Regions from separate parts of the Mus musculus genome. Here region 1 is linked to region 2. A link is a loop called in an ENCODE intact Hi-C map of the cell type or tissue named here. Cell type or tissue: heart. All regions are shown on one strand. Links, peaks and the distances in the headings refer to the core of each region. The heading gives the core; the rest is flanking DNA. Region 1 has its middle 55 kb from the start of Gm25915. Region 2 has its middle 3.6 kb from the start of Gucy2f.

Region 1 (2,821 bases), core at 23-2,522, 340 kb before region 2:
AACTCCAAGCCAGAGCTAATCTGACTCTTCTCTCTCTCTCTCTCTCTCTCTCTCTCTCTCTCTCTCTCTCTCTCTCTCTCTCTCTCTCTCTCTTTCTGACACACATATGCACAGACATTCTTGACAAATAAATAATAAATTTATAATTTTTGAAAAATTAAAACTCCAGTTAGAAAACGAGTATCTTTTCATGTGTTTATTCCACAACTATATATTTTCTTTGGCAGAATTTCTGCAATCCCAGAACTCAGAGGTAGGAGCAGCATGAGTTCAAGGCTATCCTTAGCTACATAGTGAGTCTGTACCCATCCTGGGATACATGAAACACTGTGTTTGTGATGCTTAGTAGGTGTTTAGGAGTGGCGAGGGACAGAAAAATGTGCTTATGGATGCTAGATTATCCAGGGTCTAGTTATCCATACAAGGGGCTTGAGATTCAGCGCAAACCTATTGGGAAGCCATTGGAGAAGAGTCACATGTCCTGGCTTATATTTTAGCAAATCATTATAGTTGATGAAGCCAGGAGTGGGAACAGGGAGACCAGTAAAGACATCACAATAGTAGACTAATGTTTCTCTCACTGCTGATGTCAGTATAATAAGGAATTCTAGAACTTAGATAGGAAGTGAGTGAAATATTAAAATGTGGGTGGACAAAGGACATATTTTGGAAGTAGAGCTAACAGAAACTCATGGGTAGACATATGACTGTGGAATTCTTAGTTCAGAGAATTTTCTAAAAATGGAGCCAGTTCTCTCTCTCTCTCTCTCTCTCTCTCTCTCTCTCTCTCACACACACACACACACACACAGACAGAAAGACACACACAGAGACACACACACAGAAAGATACACACACAGAAAGACACACACACACAGAGAAAGATACACACACAGAAAGACACACACACAGAAAGACACACACTCACTTGAACTATTCTAGGCTCACAGGAGTCCACATTAGAAGTAGAGATGGGCTGGGTGTTTAGTTTCATGATAGAACACTTGCCTAGCACACGTGAGGTCCTGGGTTCAGTCTTTAGCACCAAACAGCGAAGCAAACTATCAAGTCACAGAGGTAGAGACAGTGTCCTTACAGGCCAGTTACATGCCTGCTCTACCATCAGTCTAGCTTGTAGGTTGGGTAGTAAGTAGTCTGTTATCCCACCTTTAGAAAATAGAAATCTCTTGTTGGGGAAGAGGGGAGTGCAATCGCACACAAGTAACCTGAATACAAGAGGGTGTAGAAGGGGAGAGTGGAGAGAGGAGGAGTATCAACAAAGACAAATTATACTTGAAAACACTATAATGAAATCTAATGTTTTACATGCTAATTTTAAAATAATTAACAATAAAAATTAAGAAAATAGAGATCTCAGGCCATGTAAAATTTAAAAATAAAATTAGAAACCTGTGAGAAATAAATTAGAAAAAAATAAGTTAACTTCCAGGTGGTGGGATTCTGCTGGGCAAAGCATGAGCTGAATTCAAACCCAGCCAAGCATCTTGGAGCCGCATAAACTCTGGGCTGCAGCAGCCACGCTAACGGGTAGCTATGGCCCTGCCTGTCAGTGCTGCTCTGTAACCACTAGGGGGCAGCCAACTACAGAAATTCTGCCTTCCCTTGGATTTTTCTGGGAGTGGCTGATGTTGTGTCAGGAGAAACACGGTGAAATATGTTAGTTTCGAGGAGACTCCTGGGCTTAGAGAACCTGAGACTCAGCTGCTTATGGATCCCACGGAGACTTTGAAGCCCGTTGCTAGGCCATTCCATTGGCAAAAATAACTTATATTTGAACAAACCTCCACGTTTGATCATTCTGTATCTCATTTCTCCCCTTTTTGAAAAAGATTTATTTTTTTTTAAAGTGTAGGGGGTGCATGTGAGCGTAGGTGCCCACAGAGGCCAGGGAAAGATTTTATAAGTGACTAAGTGCAGGTGTTATCAGAGGCCAGGAAAAGGCATTAGTTCCCCCTAGAGCTGGAGTTCCAGGTGCTTGTGGGCTGCCTGACCTGGGTACTTGGAACTGAATTCAGTTTCTTTGCAAAAGCACTAAGCACTCTTAGCTGCAGAGCCATCTCTCCATCCTCAGTGGAATATTCTCAAAGCATTTTAGGGAAAACAACAACTCTCCAGCACAGTCCAGGTCACTCTGGGGTAATTTCATCATGGTCTTGATTGCTGTTTGTGCCAGCACAAGAACAGAGTGTATAATTTATGCACCATTCCCTTAGAGTCGCTGGAACTCAGTGTTTCCAGTTTCATTATATCTGAGCAATTTCAATTTAGTGAGTTCTCTTATTACTCTCACTGGAGGCAGTATGAGTGGAGGTGAGGATACAGGCTGAGTTGGTGATTGTAAGAACATTAGTGCAGCTCCATCCATGCTTGGCTCCAGTGCACTGGGCATTACTTCGGGATGGTCAACAAGCAGCCTCTAGGATTCCTAGCTTTACGGAGCAGGTCAGGCCAATTCAAGACTAGCAGAGTAGCACGTGAAAGAGTATGCTAATTTCCAGATGGAGGGGCCTAGCTGTAATAAGGCATGACAGAAGAAAGAGACAGAGGGGACAGGCAACCTTTAATCCCAGCACTCAGAGTCAGAGGCAAGAGAATCTTAGAGTTTGAGACCAGCTTGGTCTACAGAGCAATGTCCAGGACAGCCAAGGCTGCACAGAGAAGCCCTGTCACAAAACAAACAAATAAATGAACAACAACAGCAACAAACAAAAATCAAAACTAAAATTAAAACCCCAAAGAAGGAGGAGGAGAGAGAAGGGGGAGGAGAAGGAGGAGAAGTAAAAAGAGGAGGAGGACACGA
Region 2 (2,821 bases), core at 287-2,786:
GTGACAGGCAAGGATTTCACATTCTAGTGTTATACCTTTGAACCTTGTGAAGGCACCAGAGGGTTCTGCTCTTGGCAGGCCTCAAGAATAATGTAATATCACAAACCCCTAATTTCCTAGGCCTTGCTAAATTCTTATATTAGTGTAACTTATCTGGAGAATCTCCATTTGTCAGGAGAATATACCAACTTGCTTTTAATATGCAATGTAGCTTGTACTGAAGATTTCTATCTCAGTGAGATTCCCTGGCTCTTTCTGCAGACCAGTTGAGCCACTGGCTCTGTCTATTGTAATGATTAATTAGTTGCTGAATAGGTTAACTTCCTTACTGCCTTCTCACAGGATTCTAAGCTTGGCGGCTTCTGGGATCTTGGAACACTGGGGAGACTAACTATAACAGAATTTGATCTTAAGAGGCATTTATAATAAAATATTAAAAGAGAGCTCATAGATCCATACACCAGACTAACTCGGGAATAGAGTATGAGTATGAGAACACCAAAACTCCAGGAGGAGAGCTTTCTTGAAACTCTCTGCCTCGTGAGTGGCTTTTAGGCTTCAGAGCCTGTCACGCTGACTCAACTGGAGTGTGTGGCATGCTTGGATGTTAAGTTTATAAGAACTCCTGTGTATATATAATCTCTACTAAGAAGTATGTATATGACTATTTGCCCAAATAGATGCCTGAGTATCACATGCATGCCTACTTCCTGAGGAGACCCACTGCAAGAACAGCCAATGCTCTTTAACGGCTGAACTATCTCACCAGCCTCTATATTAATTTTCAAAAGTATATTTACCTGTATATGTCAATGCATGTGAGAGAAGACATGGGGCAGGGCAAAAGTGCAGAGGGCCTACTTAAAAGGCCTTGGTTGATAAGAAACAGTATTATGCAGCTCCTGCTGCATCCAAGAGTCATCATCTTTCCTCCCCACGAGCAAACTCAGGACTTAAGGAATGTACACATCTAATTCCAGTGTAGAAATTTAGGAAAAGTGAAACTGGTATTTGAAGAGAGATCCAGTTTGACATGGATTCAACCTGTGATTGTAATGAGTACATGTGTCATAATATCATATTTTGAAGATAAACTACATCAGGCGTAATGGTGCCTGCTTTTAATCCTAGCAATTAGGAATAAGATTAGGCGAGTCTGTGAGTTTGAAACCACCCTGGTATAAAATATAAACTCAGGGTAGTGCCTCTAATGACAGATCTTGGGAGTCAGAGGCACAAGGATTGCCACAAGTTTGGGCCAGTCTGCTGTGTAAAGTGTAGCATTTTCTCAAAAACGGAAATGCTAACACAAATAGGACATTTAATATAAAGAAAATATTTTAATGGTTTTTAGTGTTTTCCATCACAAAATGTTTTCAGCCTCAAGTTAGAGAAATTTTGTAGCCATAATGATGTAGTAGTGACATCGTGTGGCTATGTATTGTCATTGCAGCGTTGGTTTTAATTTCAGTTGTGAAGTTGACCACTAGAGGTGAGCACTGAGCTCTATTCTGTGCATGTATTCTGGATTAACAATCTTCCACCTGTCCTGTTAAAACTGCAGCAAAACAAAACCACTACTGATGGCATAGATAAATACATGCTTGCACAAAATAATGTGCATGAAAGTTACTTTCCATTTCCCCCTGTGCAGTCTGAAGAAATACAGCAAACTTATTAAGTTCTAGGTTCTCAAACCACACTCTGTGTATTCCACTTATGACCTCATCATTTACTAACCGTGTAATATTATTCAAGCTACGTAACCTAAATAGAACTACTCATTTATATATATGTATAATGAGGTTAGGAATTGTCCCTGTGTCTTAGGGATGCTCTGAAAAGTAAATGAAATAATACATTTGCAGTGCCACTTGTGAGGATGTGCAAAATAACTGGTAATTACATTGCACCTGATCCCAGACTATTCTCTCTCTCTCTCTCTCTCTCTCTCTCTCTCTCTCTCTCTCTCTCTCTCTCTCTCACACACACACACACACACACACATTTGTTTTTTGTTTTGTTTCTCTATGCAGCCCTGGCTGTCCTGGAACTCACTTTGTAGACCATGCTGGCTTCAAACTCAGATCTCCTTGCTTCTGCCTCCCAAGTGCCACAACACTTGGCTGAGACTTTTTTAAAAAAAAATAATAAAAAGAGTTAATGTGCCTCCTGTTGAGCAAATAAACATGCTAAATGTGATAAATGCAAAAGGGCCCTTGCTAGTACAACTGAAAGAACTAAAGAGATTTCAGTGATGGGGCTCAGCAGTTAAGACACTGGCTGCTCTTCCAGTGGGCCTAGGTTCAATTCCTAACACCCACATGACAGCTCATGACCATTTGTAACTCCAGCCTCAGGAAATCTGATGTCCTTTTCTGGCCTCCATGGGTATTGCACACGTGTTGTGCACAGACACATATGTAGACAAAATTCCCATACACATAAAAATATCAAATTATTGTTCAAAACATTTTAAGAAAGAAATTTCAGTGGGATGGGTCACATGAAACAATTTTTTAAAGGTTGAAAGGTGCCAATAAGTGCCCTCATTGGAGATAGGGGGGCTGTGGAAATGTGTGGTGTCTAACATCTTGCCTGGTAGCTTTCCTCTTAATTCATACTTGTTTTTCCCTAACATGGTCCCCAGGTCCGTACACCATTTCCTGACCTGATGAAAGAACTTATCCAAGGCTTCATTCTGAATGATTAACTACGGGTTTGTCATTGTGGATCTATTTTTATTGCCCACACTCCAACTTTCACCCTAGTCATGAAAGGACTATGAGAGTTGTGGGCTAATGCTATGCAAAGCCTTTGC

Evidence for each region. Hi-C counts contacts between places; a loop is a spot of excess contacts. Peaks named below come from ENCODE experiments on the same cell type or tissue, not always from the same donor. Only the 100,000 strongest peaks of a DNase experiment are listed, where the experiment ranks them.
Region 1: it touches region 2 in a loop (3-fold over the local background); 8 of 42 quality-filtered maps call a loop at or near these places.

What each region holds. Positions count from the first base shown.
Region 1 is chrX:142,539,225-142,542,045 of GRCm38, reverse strand. No RefSeq gene overlaps it. Among named protein-coding and RNA genes, the nearest start is that of Gm25915, 55 kb to the right of the region's middle. In heart, for the core only: a CTCF peak has its summit at 1,575 (motif pointing right); a DNase peak (open chromatin) is centred at 1,575.
Region 2 is chrX:142,199,143-142,201,963 of GRCm38, reverse strand. No RefSeq gene overlaps it. Among named protein-coding and RNA genes, the nearest start is that of Gucy2f, 3.6 kb to the right of the region's middle. In heart, for the core only: a CTCF peak has its summit at 1,456; no DNase peak of the experiment used is centred there.